2 separate regions of the Homo sapiens genome follow, and region 2 is linked to region 1. Evidence: chromatin loops called from intact Hi-C (ENCODE). Cell type or tissue: ascending aorta. All regions are shown on one strand. Links, peaks and the distances in the headings refer to the core of each region. The heading gives the core; the rest is flanking DNA.

Region 1 (5,937 bases), core at 1,001-5,000:
TGACGGTTTTGAGTCTTTTCCATTCTGATTTGACTTCTGTGCATTTTCGGCTGGAGCATCTTTATAGATTTCTTCACCGGTGCTTTTTCTTCAATATCCTCATCATCAAAATCTTCTTCTTCCTTCTTCTCCTTCTCCTTCTTATTCTTCTTCATCAGCGGCAAGTTTTACTTGTTTCTGTGGAACCTTGCTACCACCTCCAGGGGCATCACTTTCCAGATATACTTAAGAGTTTCACATCCTCCTTCTCTTCGTCTTCTGATTCTGCAGCTTCCTCCACAGCTACTAAGTGCTGTCCACTAATATGCACTGGCCCCGAACCAAGCTTCAACCATAAGACCACTGGTGGTGTTATTTCAAAGTCCCCAAGGGAAACCGTTGACTGTACAGACATTTTCAAAGTTGTCAGTCTTACTTTAATTGGACTGTCTTCATAATTCATTGTTTCTGCTTCAACAATGTGCAGTTCATCCTTTGCACCAGCTCCTAAACTGACTGTTCCTAAAGATAACTGGTCTCATTTTCATCATTATCCACCTTAAAGTGATCATCTTTGTTGGCCTTTAGTTCGCAACCAAAAAGATAGCTCTGGGGCCTCAGGGGGCTCATGTCCATGTCCATCGAATCTTCCTTGGGATGGTGGCACACCCTTAGGTGGGAGAGAAGGTGGATGGAGATAAATGACTACTGCTCCAGAGAACAGCCATGCAGGATGGAATCACACCAGGGATTTTTTTCCTGATTTCTATGGTGAATAATATTCTGCTAATCTTATGTTTTTATAAGTTCTACAAAGGCCCTACTCTACAACCCATTTGGTTTCAGTTGACAGCAGGTGAACTTGCACAGCTCAGCCCATGGCTAGCTGAATCTCATAAGGTACAGTCCCTGGGTCTTCTATGATGGAGCACACCAAAAATTTCAATCCCCAACATGCATTGTTACCAGGACTCCTCCTATCTCAGACTCTGCCTGCAGTGTTCTGTGGGAGCAGTGTGTTGCAAGAGGAAAGCACCTTCACCAGCATCTTTCTTCCCCTCCGTCCTGTTCTGGTGTTTTCTAGAAATTGGAATGGCATGTGAAATGGTAATCACTAGTGCCTGGCTCTCATGCTCACTGACCACGCTTCTCCCATTGATAAGTCTCCTAGACTAGAATACAAGATGATATTTTTAAAATGTCTTTAATGATACATTTTATTTCTTTAAAATATATTTGTTGAGCACTTCCTTTATGTAGGGTCCTGTTGTAGGCAATAAAAATAGAGCAGTGAGCAAGAAAGGCATGGCCCTGCCCTCAGGGAGCTTCCATCCTGGGTTTGGTTGAGGATGAATAGGAAACAACTGACAACATAATGAATGACTGTAGGTACAGTTGTGATTAGGGGTTCAGAGAAAACATCCAGACCAAGGAGCAGTGGTGTTGGTGGTGGTTCCCGCATAGCTTTCCCTGAATAATTGGTGTTCGAGTTGAGCTCTAAAAGATCAGAATGAATAAACAAGAAGAGAAGGAGAGTTAGGATGTTTCAGGCATAGATCATATACCAAGAGCCTGAGGCAGGAGGACATGGTGGGTTTGAGGGCATTGTAGAAAGTCGATGTGTCTGGAGCTTGGAGGGGAGAAACAAGAAGAGGTAAAGTCGTGTTCATTGTTGCAACCCCAGTGCTTGGGTGGAGTAGGGGGCTCTATAAATGTTTGTGTCTGATGAGTGGAAGATGGTAGTTGTAGCTAATCTGTAAGGAAGTTCCTGATGGTGGGTGTTGGGCTGCCCTCAGCTCTTTCTTGTCCTTACATTTCTACCAGTAATTAGAGTGACAATGCAGAAGCCATGCCCAGTCGGCCAGGAGATGAGGACATGGGTCAGAGTCAGAGAAGGGCTAAAAGGACAAGCAGCATGTGGCTGAGGCCAAAAGGGAAAGGAAACCACATGGATTTGAAGCAGCTTGGAAAGGTTTGAGATGGGATAGCTTTGGAGGCAGGTCTTGAGGAGTGGAGGAGGAGGAATCTTAACAAGTAGCAGCGAAAGAGGCAAGGAGTAGGAGAATAGAACAAGGTGAACAAAAGCCCCAAGAAGAGACACTGCGGGTGTGGTGGTCCCTCTGGGCTGCAGGACCAGATGTGTGCATTGTGGGGAGGCTGGATGCTGAGATAGACGAGGCAGCATCTCAGCTGCACTCGGTCAGGAAGAATGTGTCCCCAGAATAGATGTGCCCCCTTCTTAGAGCCCATCAGGATAAAGCCTGGGTCAGCCTTACTCTGTGCACCTGCTTTTCACATTCAAGCACTGAGTGAAAAGTACCTGCATATGTCTTTGGGTGGTGAAGAAAAATGGCCAAAACTGGGAAGCCCCAAATCTTCAAATGCAGACTTTGCCTCCCACTGCTTCTCAGTGAACTTGAGAATTTGCCCCATCTCATCACTCAGATCTCATCAGCTCTGAGACCTAGTAAAAACTCTCCTCCCCAAGTCCTAGAGAACCAGAACAAAGGAAAAGAGGACAGACTCCAGCCCTGACTGCAAACCATTAGTTTTGATAAACATCTGTGTTGGTGGCGCCAGGGCTATTCATTCAACCAACATTTCCTGTGTGCCTTCTCCATGCCATGCACACAGGCTGGCATCAGGCGGTGCAGCTATCTCTTTTGCACTGAGAACTGTCATAAACAACACCATTTAGGACAAGAGACATCCAAGGGAGCAGTCTCTGAGGAAGTGGCTTGGCTTCTCTGAGCACCCTGAAGTCTTGGGCATTCATTCACTCTTAGAGGGAGAGAATGGCTGGGAACTGGGGAAGTGAGGCTTCCTCAGAGACTAAGCAGCCACGAGGCTGCAGCTCCCCTGGAACAGGCAGACTTGCACAAACTCCAGTGAATTAGAAGTGTAAATTGAGGAGTTCGACTTGGCTTGCACAGTACAATAAAGATCTGCAAACACTCAGCTCCGTATTGAACCTGAGGCAGGGTGATTAATTCATTATTCGCTTCCCAGCTTGGAAGCAAAAGCTTGTATACCCAGGGGCCAGCATGGATCAGCAGAGTCATAAATCACGCCACTTACAAGTCTAGCAATGAGAAAATCCACTGGCTGGAGGGGGGATGCTCTTCAGGCAGCAACAGCGGCCAGAGGACCGGCCAGTCAAGGCGGGCCAGTCTGCTCTCTGGAGACAGACCGATTGGCCAGGCATTTCGCCTTCCAGCCAAGACGGCCAGCCTCTCGGCCACCCGGCTTGGCGTTTCCTGGCCAGACCACAAGGAAATAAACTCCACTCCACCCAAGAGGAATGCTCCTGTGACCTGAAATGGCCTCTCTCAAATGTAGACAAAGTACTAGGAATAGCATCAGTATCTCTCCAAAAGGCTGCTATTGTCCAATTGGGATAAACCACTCTCCACCCCGCTCCTTGGGCTGTTCTGGGTTCCAAGTCCTTCTGCCCCAGCCAGAGGGCCAGCCTGGTGTCTGCTCAGCATCCTCCAATCCAGGTCCCTGGATATCATCGGCTGCCAACCCTGAGCCAGGGCCTTTGCCCTCCAATCTCTGCTAGCTTCAGGACAGGACGCTTTGGGGATCCGAATTTCATTGAGAGTTGAAAGGTAACAGCCAGCAAAGGGCTCTTTAGCCCCTATTCGAATACAAGGTAGCTCTTTAAATATTTGATAATTCTTTCTCTTCCAAGTAAAACACCCTAGGTTTCCTCAATTATTCCTCATATTTCAAGATTTCTAAAGCCCCTTCAATGGCCAGGAAGTCCTTCCATTTTGATATTGACTATTTCCCACTTTACATTTCCTCTTAATTCTCCAAAATCTCGGAAAGGGACCCAGCACTTCCTGTGTGTTCTTGTTCTTGTCATGAGAGAACAATAACATTAAGACTTATTATGTGCCAGGCACTTTATACTTATCATCTCATTTAAACTTTCATGATGAGCTGGTGAAGTAATTTTTAACTCCAGTTTACAGAGGAGGAAACTGAGGCTTAAAGAGGTAAAACGGCTTGCCAGGATTGAATCTTTGGTCAGCCTGACGCCAGAGATTGTGCTTCTAAAGAACCTTATGATATGCTGTCTCCTTTACCCACAGCCTGACACCCTGACATCTGATTCAGGGCCTGCCACACCTGGTAACCACTTTCCCTGGAGCCAGGCTGAGCTTTGAGAGACTGGCCAAAGCTCTTTTCTTTCTTTTTAAAAAAATTTTTATTTGGCCGAGTGCAGTGGCTCACGACTGTAATCCCAGCACTTTGGGAGGCCAATGCAGGAGGATCACCTGAGGTCAGAAGTTCGAGACCAGCCTGGCCAACATGGTGAAACTCCATCTCTACTAAAATACAAAAATTAGCCAGGTGTGGTAGTGTGTGCCTGTAGTCCCAGCTACTTGGGAGGCAGAGGCAGGAGAATTGCTTGAGCCCGGGAGGTGGAGGTTGCAGTGAGCTGAGATTGCATCACTGCACTCCAGCCTGGGTGACAGAGTAAGTCTCTGTCTCCCCCCACCAAAAAAAAATTATTTTGAAACAGGGACTCGCTGTGTCACCCAGGCTGGAGTGCAGTGGCGTGATCTCGGCTCACTGCTCACTGAAGCCTCAACCTGCTGAACTCAGGTGATCCTCCCATCTCAGTCTCCCAAGAAGCTGGGACCACAGGCACATGCCACTATGTCTGGCTAATTTATTGTTATATTTTGTAGAGATGGGGTCTCCCTCTGTTGTCTAGGCTAAGCCATGTAATTGCTATCCAATTCAGCATCAAAAAAAATAATAAACTAAGGTAAAAAATCAATAACAGCATTGTTCATACTGTTTTCCACCCACTACCTGATCTGAGCATCCCTTCAAATAAAGACAGAAGTCCTTATTTCTCTCATTCTTCTTGCCAGAACAGTCATATGGCCCATGATGCAGTCTCTTTACAACTTCTTTTTGCCTTATTTGATACACAGAGGAGCAGCGTTCTCCCTAATCTATTTATGGAGCAAAAGAACAAGAAAAGAGGATTCTGGCCGGGCATGGTGGCTCACACCTGTAATCCCAGCATTTGGGAGGCTGAGGCAGGCAGATCACTTGAGGTCAGGAGTTCGAGACCAGCCTGGCCAACATGGTGAAACCCCGTCTCTACTAAAAATACAAAATTAGCTGGGTGTGGTGGCGTGCACCTGTAGTCCCAGCTACTCGGGAGGCTGAGGCAGGAGAATCACTTGAACTGGGAGGCAGAGGTTGCAATGAGCCGAGATCATGCCATTTTGCTCCAGCCTGGGCAAAAAGAGTGAAACTGTCTCAGAAAAAAAAAAAAAAAAAAAAAAAGAAAGAAAGAAAGAAAGAAAAGAGGATTCCTTAATAAGAGGGTCTCTAACCAAGGGATTACTGAATTATGCTCATTCTGCTCAGTGTCACCAGACAGATTCCTTACAAAAAAGAGCACTATGACTCAGCCTACCTTGCTCAAGAACAATAATTGTATCTATTAACACCTTCCCATCTTCCAAGAAGGAAGAAAATATTACATGGCTAGAACTGTGGGACCAGGTTCCTGTTGGAGATTTTACCAGGCCCACAACAACACTATGCATGTATTAATAAAACCTCAAGTGAATATTCACAGAGAAATATTCGGATTTTACTTACATGTGCGTTGCATCTGGCATGCTGGTTAAGGCAGGAGGACTTAGGGGAATGGGCTGTTCCTTATACAATGTTCCATCGTCCTGGAAGAAGGTGGGTAATCTGAATGGACAGCCAGGTGAGCCCTGTAGAGCCTGCTTCCTGGCCACACCAAGCCAACCTGAGAGATGATGCAAAAGTTTCAACCTCTACAATACTCTGGCAACCTCAGGGAATTTATGGTTATTCAAAGCATGCCCAGTAGGTTAGGATTGATCCAAATGAATGAGACTATGGAAGCAGGATGCTAGCTGGTGCCTGCCAACCATCCATCAGGATCAACAC
Region 2 (5,937 bases), core at 1,300-5,299, 64 kb before region 1:
GTGACCTCTGACCTACCTCATGTATTTATATGTAAGCCTGGATACTCAGAGAGTGGTCTGTAGACCAGCTGCATCCTGAGAGCTTGTTAGCAGTACAGAATCTCAGGCCTCACCCCAGGCCTCCTGAATCAAAATTGCCTTTAAACAAGATCCTTGCACATTCCTTGTGATCCTTGTGATTCTTTGCACCTTCAAATTTAAAAAGCACTGCCTCTGATGATCAGAAATCATGTCTAAAAGTCATCTGGCCCAGAGTAGGCACCCACTAAGGGTAAACTCTTGCTGTGTCATTTAATCCACAGGGCAGTTCATTGTTCAGAGGAGCTCACACTTAAACTGTACTCAGTGATTCTCCTGGATCTCACAGCCAATAGGGGGCAGAGCTGGGATTCAAACACAGGGCTGTGACAGAGATTTATGCTCTTCCCTCTCTACCACCTGCCCCCCTAAGAAGAGAAAGAAAGCATATGCAGAGGGAGAAGCCATAGAAATCACCTAGGAGACCCAAGCTTATCTCTGGGGATAAGATCAGCCCTGTAGAGCAGGTGGCAGGCTCTCCCCAGGGCTACCTGAAGTTTCACTCCTTTCTCTCAGGGCATGGCCCAGAGCTTGGTGCAGAGTACAGTCTCAATGAGGAAGGGGGAAAGGGAGGAGATAAGGGAGGAGGGGGAAGAGGAGCAGGGGAGGAAGGAGGGATGATATCAAACAGGCATGTCTTCAGTTACCTGCCCAGCCCCATGCCCTGGGTGAAAGATAGTGCATTAGTCCATGTTCACACTACTATAAAGATACTACCTGAGACTGGATAATTTATAAAGAAAAGAGGTTTAATTGACTCACAGTTCTGCATGGCTGGGGAGGCCTCAGGAAACTTACAATCATGGTGGAAAGCAAAGGGGAAGCAGGCACTTTCTTTACAAGGTGGCAGGAGAGAGAGCACGTGGAGGACATGCCACGCTTGTAAACCATGGGATCTCATAAGAGCTCCCTCACCATCGCAAGAACAGCATGGGGGAAACCGTGTCCATGATCCTGTCACTTCCCACCAGATCCCTCCCTCAACATATGGGGATTACAATTCAAGATGAGATTTGGATGGGGCCACAGAGCCAGGCCATACCATATCAGATGGTTTATCCATTAGGACTTGCATTCAGTCAAGAGATGGAATTTAAACCTGTAAGTATTTATTATTTTTTTAACCCCACACAACAAGAGTGATAAGTAGTGGTAGTGTTTTAGTGGTTCAAAGATTTGGATCCGCAGTCTCTGTTTCTCTTGGCCATTTCCTCATGGTCACAAGATGGCTGCTGCAGCCCCACTTATCAGGACGTGGGCAGGAAGAGAGGAAAGCAAGTCTTTCTTAGAAACCTTTTAATGTATGTATGTCTTATTGGCCAGAGGTAGGCTAGAAAATATAATGTTTAATTTAGCCTTTTTTTTTTTTTTTGAGACAGAGTCTTGCTCTGTCACCCAGGCTGGGGTACAATGGTGCAATCTCTGCTCACTGCAACCTCCACCACCTCCTGGGTTCAAGCAATTCTCCTACCTCAGCCTCCCAAGTAGCTTGGATTACAGGTGCGCACAACCACGCCTGGTTAATTTTTTTTTTTTTTTTTTTAGTAGAGACAGGTTTTCACCATGTTGGCCGGGCTGGTCTTGAACTCTTGACCTCAAGTGATCTGCCCGCCTCAGCCTACCAAAGTGCTGGGATTACAGGCATGAGCCACTGCGCTTGACCTGTTTAATTTAGTTTTGTCTTTAGCTGGGACTCTTTGTTCTGTTGATCCCTTTCTCCACCCCCACCTTCCTGACAAATGAGGTTTATACTAACAAGAAAGGAGGACACGGTTATTGAGTAGACATCTGGCAATGTCTGCCACGAATGGGAACATAGGACCTAATTCCTGATTCCTTGTTGACCTGGAGTAGTTCTCCCTAGTCTGGAGGTAGCTTGCGCACTCTCTTGGGCTCAGCTTTGCTCTGGGAATGAGAAGCTGTGCCTCCTTTTGTCCCTCCCAATGCTGTGGCCCAGCAAGGCCTTTGGAGAGAATCCATGTGTCTGGGGACAGCTGGACCACAGCCTCCCCACCCTGGCTGCACACCTGTTGGAAGCTATATTTAGAGCAGTAAGTCTAAATCTTGGGGCAAGGAGAAGAGAGAAGCCAAAGGGGCAAGAAAAAAATGAAAGATGCAGCCCAGAAAAATGGGATGTTATTCCCTGTTGTGCACAGCCACAGCCTACTCTGGGCTGGTTCTTAAGAAGAAGGAAGGAATAGCTGTGGGCACTTGTGGGGGCCAGGCTGGAATTAGGAAAACCGCTGTTCACAGGATTTGGAGAGTTATAAACTCTGCCTGCGCTGGCATGAAGGTCTGTCCTGAAAAGTCCTAAAACCCCTTCTAGAATTGTAGAACTGGGGCCCCTGAACCTTTTGACTGTGGCACTCACAGGCAGGGTATAAGACTTCGTGCTCTCCCCTCCCCTCAAATTTCCACTCAGGAAAAAACTCAAGGATTATAAAGAATGGAAAGAAATAAAACAGATTGAATTTGCCGTGCTGCTAGCAATACATAAATGATTCACTTAGTAGTTACTTTAGAATACGAACATACTAGGCTGGGCGCGGTGGCTCACACTTGTAATCCCAGCACTTCGGAAGGCCAAGGTGGGTGGATCATTTGAGGTCAGGAGTTCGAGACCAGCCTGGCCAACATGGTGAAACCCTGTCTCTATTAAAATTACAATAAATTAGCTGGGTGTGGTGGCAGGTGCCTGTAATCCCAGCTACTCAGGAGGCTGAGGCAGGAGAATCATTTGAACCCAGGAGGTGGAGGTTGCATTGAGCCAAGATCGTGCCACTGCCCTCCAGCGTGGGCAACAGAAGGAGACTCAATCTCAAAAAAAAAAAAAAGAATATGAACATACTAAAGGATTTTTGTACTATAAAACAATTTCCTAAAAACTTAAAAATAACTCTCAATAGTTTTGTTTTACTTATGAAAGTAGCTGATATTTGCTAACAGCCCATCATAGGGATATGAGTGATTAAGGGTTGAACATCAAACTTAGACGGCCTTGATGAAATACAGGAAAATTGCAGGTTAAATATTATCGCTGCCAATCTGGATTATTGTAGACTGTGAAGTAAACCTAGCAACCCACTAAAAGGTGAATGGTCACATTAAAGCTAAACTAAAAGAAGCTTTTATAATAAAAATAGCAAGGCCATCAGTAACGAAACAAAAACCACAGCCAGTGGGCAACACTGATGAAGTCGTAGCCATGAGCCCTTCCGGAAAGTTGTGAAATTCTAACCATTTGCAAGTGTGCTTGCAGGGTAGGAGCTTGACAGTGTTGCCAAGTGTTGTGTGGCAGCCAGGTTTTTTAGCAAAGGACACAGTCAGAGTCCTAGGTAATTTTAGTTTATGGATAGTACATTTTAGTAACTTTTCATGACTCACTTATTACGTTACTAGTAAGTAACCCTTCTAAGCCAAAAGTATGAGAGTCTATAGAAGCAGGAGTCACTTGCCTGTAAGAAGTGAAGAAGAGACATGAGGGGTCACTGTGACCCACTGTGGGAGCTCCTGTGGCCTGGCAGGGAGCTGCAGACCACATGTGGGAACTCTGCTTTGAGAAGTAGGTCGGCTACTGGAGGCTTTTCTCCTGCAGTGATCTCTGTCTGTATGGTGCAGCATTATCAAAAACTTTCTCCCTACTGGATTATTTCCATTCGCACACACACAGGCTGTAATTACTCCTATCTTAAAACTTAACTTGCTGGACACCCTATCCCCCCCACCTCCCCAGTTACTACCGCAATTCTCTCCTTGCTGCTGGAACAAAAATTCTCAAAAGAGTTGTCTATATTCAGTATCCCCAATTCTTCTCTCATTCTATCTTGAACTATTCCAGAGGGTTTTTGTCCCCAGAGTCCCACCGAAACAGCCTTTGTCAAGGTTGCCACTGACTTCCATGACAGATGCCCCTCTCATCCTGTCAGCGTCAGCAGCTCATCCCTGATTGCCTGGGACATTTCCAGGCTTTAAAATGGAAAGTCTTGTGTTCCAGGAACCACCACAGTCCTGGGCAAATCCAGACTGGAGGTCGCCTAGATTAATGACCTCCACATTGCTGGATCCAGTGATAATTTTTTTTTTTTTTTTTGAGACAGGGTCTCACTCTGTCACCCAGGCTGCAGTACAGTGGCATGATCTCAGCTCACTACAACCTCTGCCTCCTGGGCTCAAGTGATCCTCCCGCCTCAGCCTACTGAGTAGCTGGGACTATAGGCACACGCCACTGCACCTGCACCCGGGTAATTTTTTTATTTTTTGTAGAGATGGGGTCTCCCTATGTTACCCAGTCTGGTCTCAAACTCCTGGGTTCAAGCGATCTTTCCACTTCAGCCTACTAAAGTGCTGGCATTACAGGAGTGAACCACCGTGCCAGGCCCATTGATAAATTCTTAGTTCTCTCTTGGACCTCACTGCACCTTTCTAAAACACAACTTTTTTTGAGATATCATTTACATATAATAAAGTGTACATATTCAAAGTGTATGAATTAGTAAGTTTTGACATATGCATACACTCATGAAACCATCATGGTCATCAAGGTAGTGACGCTATCCTTTACCTCCAAAAGTTTCTTCATGCCCATTTGCAACCCCTCTCTTCTGCCTTTCATACCTGTGTTCCCCCCAATTCTCACACCTGAGTATTAATAGCAATACCTAATAGTAGTAGTAATTAATAGCATTACTCAATCTACAGATGTATTACTTATCTATTTATAAAATTGGATCTATTTATTATATATAACTTATGTTTTATTATATGCAATCCATATATTATAATCTATTTATTATATAAGGATTATATATTATCAATTACTATTAATAGTAATAGTAATTAATAGTGATACCCAATCTACAGATGTATTACTTATCTATTGCTGTACAAAAAATAACCCCAAAATTCATCAGCTGAAAACTGCAAATGTTTATCATCTCTCATCTTCTGTGGGCCAGGAGTGTGGGGCGCAACTTACCTGGGTGACTCTGCCTCAGGGTCTCTCCCAAGGTTGTAACCACGGGATCCGCCAGGGCTGTGATTTCATTTTATAGGCAAGACAGAAGTCACCACCTCTTTGAAACCTAATCTCAAAAGCGACATCTCATCATTTTTGCCATATTCTGTTCATTAGAAGTGGGTCACAAGGTCCCGCCCACTCTCAAGGGGAAGGAGTTACACAAGGGTGTGAGTGCCAGGGGGTGGGTATTGCAGGGAGACGTTTTAGAGGTTGCCTACCACAACAGGCAACTATTGATCTGCTTTCTGTTACTATAGATTAATGTGCATTTTTTGTTTTAAGTAAGTGGAATCATACAGGATGTAGTCTTTTTTGTCTATCTTCTTACACTCGGCATAATTATTTTGAGATTAATTTATGCTGTTGCATTGATCAGTAGTTCATTCTTTCTATTGCTGAATAGTATTTGTACGGATACACCACAATTTGTTTATTCATTCACCTGTTGATGGACATTTGAGCCACTTATTAATAGTTTTGGGCTATTACAAATAAATCTGCTGTGGACATCCATCTACAAGTCTTTGTATGGACATATGCTTTCATTTCTCTTGGGTAAATATTTAGAAGTGGAAAGGCTAGAACATACGGTAGGTATATATTTACCTTTTTAATAAACTGACAAACCATTTTCCAAAGTGACTGAACCATTTTACATTCCCATCAGCAGTGCATGAGAGATTCAGTTTCTCTGTTTCCTTATCAACACTTGATACGGTCAGCCTTTTTAATTTTAGCCATTCTTGTGGCTGTGTAGCTCTATTTTGTTGTGGTTTTAATTTGCATTTCCTTAATGATTACTGACGTTAAAAATCTTTCTGTGCTTATTTGCTATTCACATA

What was found. Hi-C counts contacts between places; a loop is a spot of excess contacts. Peaks named below come from ENCODE experiments on the same cell type or tissue, not always from the same donor. Only the 100,000 strongest peaks of a DNase experiment are listed, where the experiment ranks them.
Region 2: a loop joins it to region 1, with 1.9 times the contacts of the local background. A loop is called at or near these places in 4 of 110 quality-filtered maps.

Annotation. Positions count from the first base shown.
Region 1 is chr15:72,899,631-72,905,567 of GRCh38, forward strand. It overlaps the pseudogene NPM1P42. Among named protein-coding and RNA genes, the nearest start is that of ADPGK, 120 kb to the left of the region's middle. In ascending aorta, for the core only: no CTCF peak of the experiment used is centred there; a DNase peak (open chromatin) is centred at 3,191; H3K4me3 peaks cover 531 bases; H3K27ac peaks cover 1,432 bases.
Region 2 is chr15:72,835,075-72,841,011 of GRCh38, forward strand. All of the region lies in intron 1 of LOC107984801 (a long non-coding RNA gene), which reads left to right. Among named protein-coding and RNA genes, the nearest start is that of ADPGK, 54 kb to the left of the region's middle. RefSeq lists an enhancer at 1-457. In ascending aorta, for the core only: no CTCF peak of the experiment used is centred there; a DNase peak (open chromatin) is centred at 3,337; H3K4me3 peaks cover 508 bases; H3K27ac peaks cover 1,451 bases.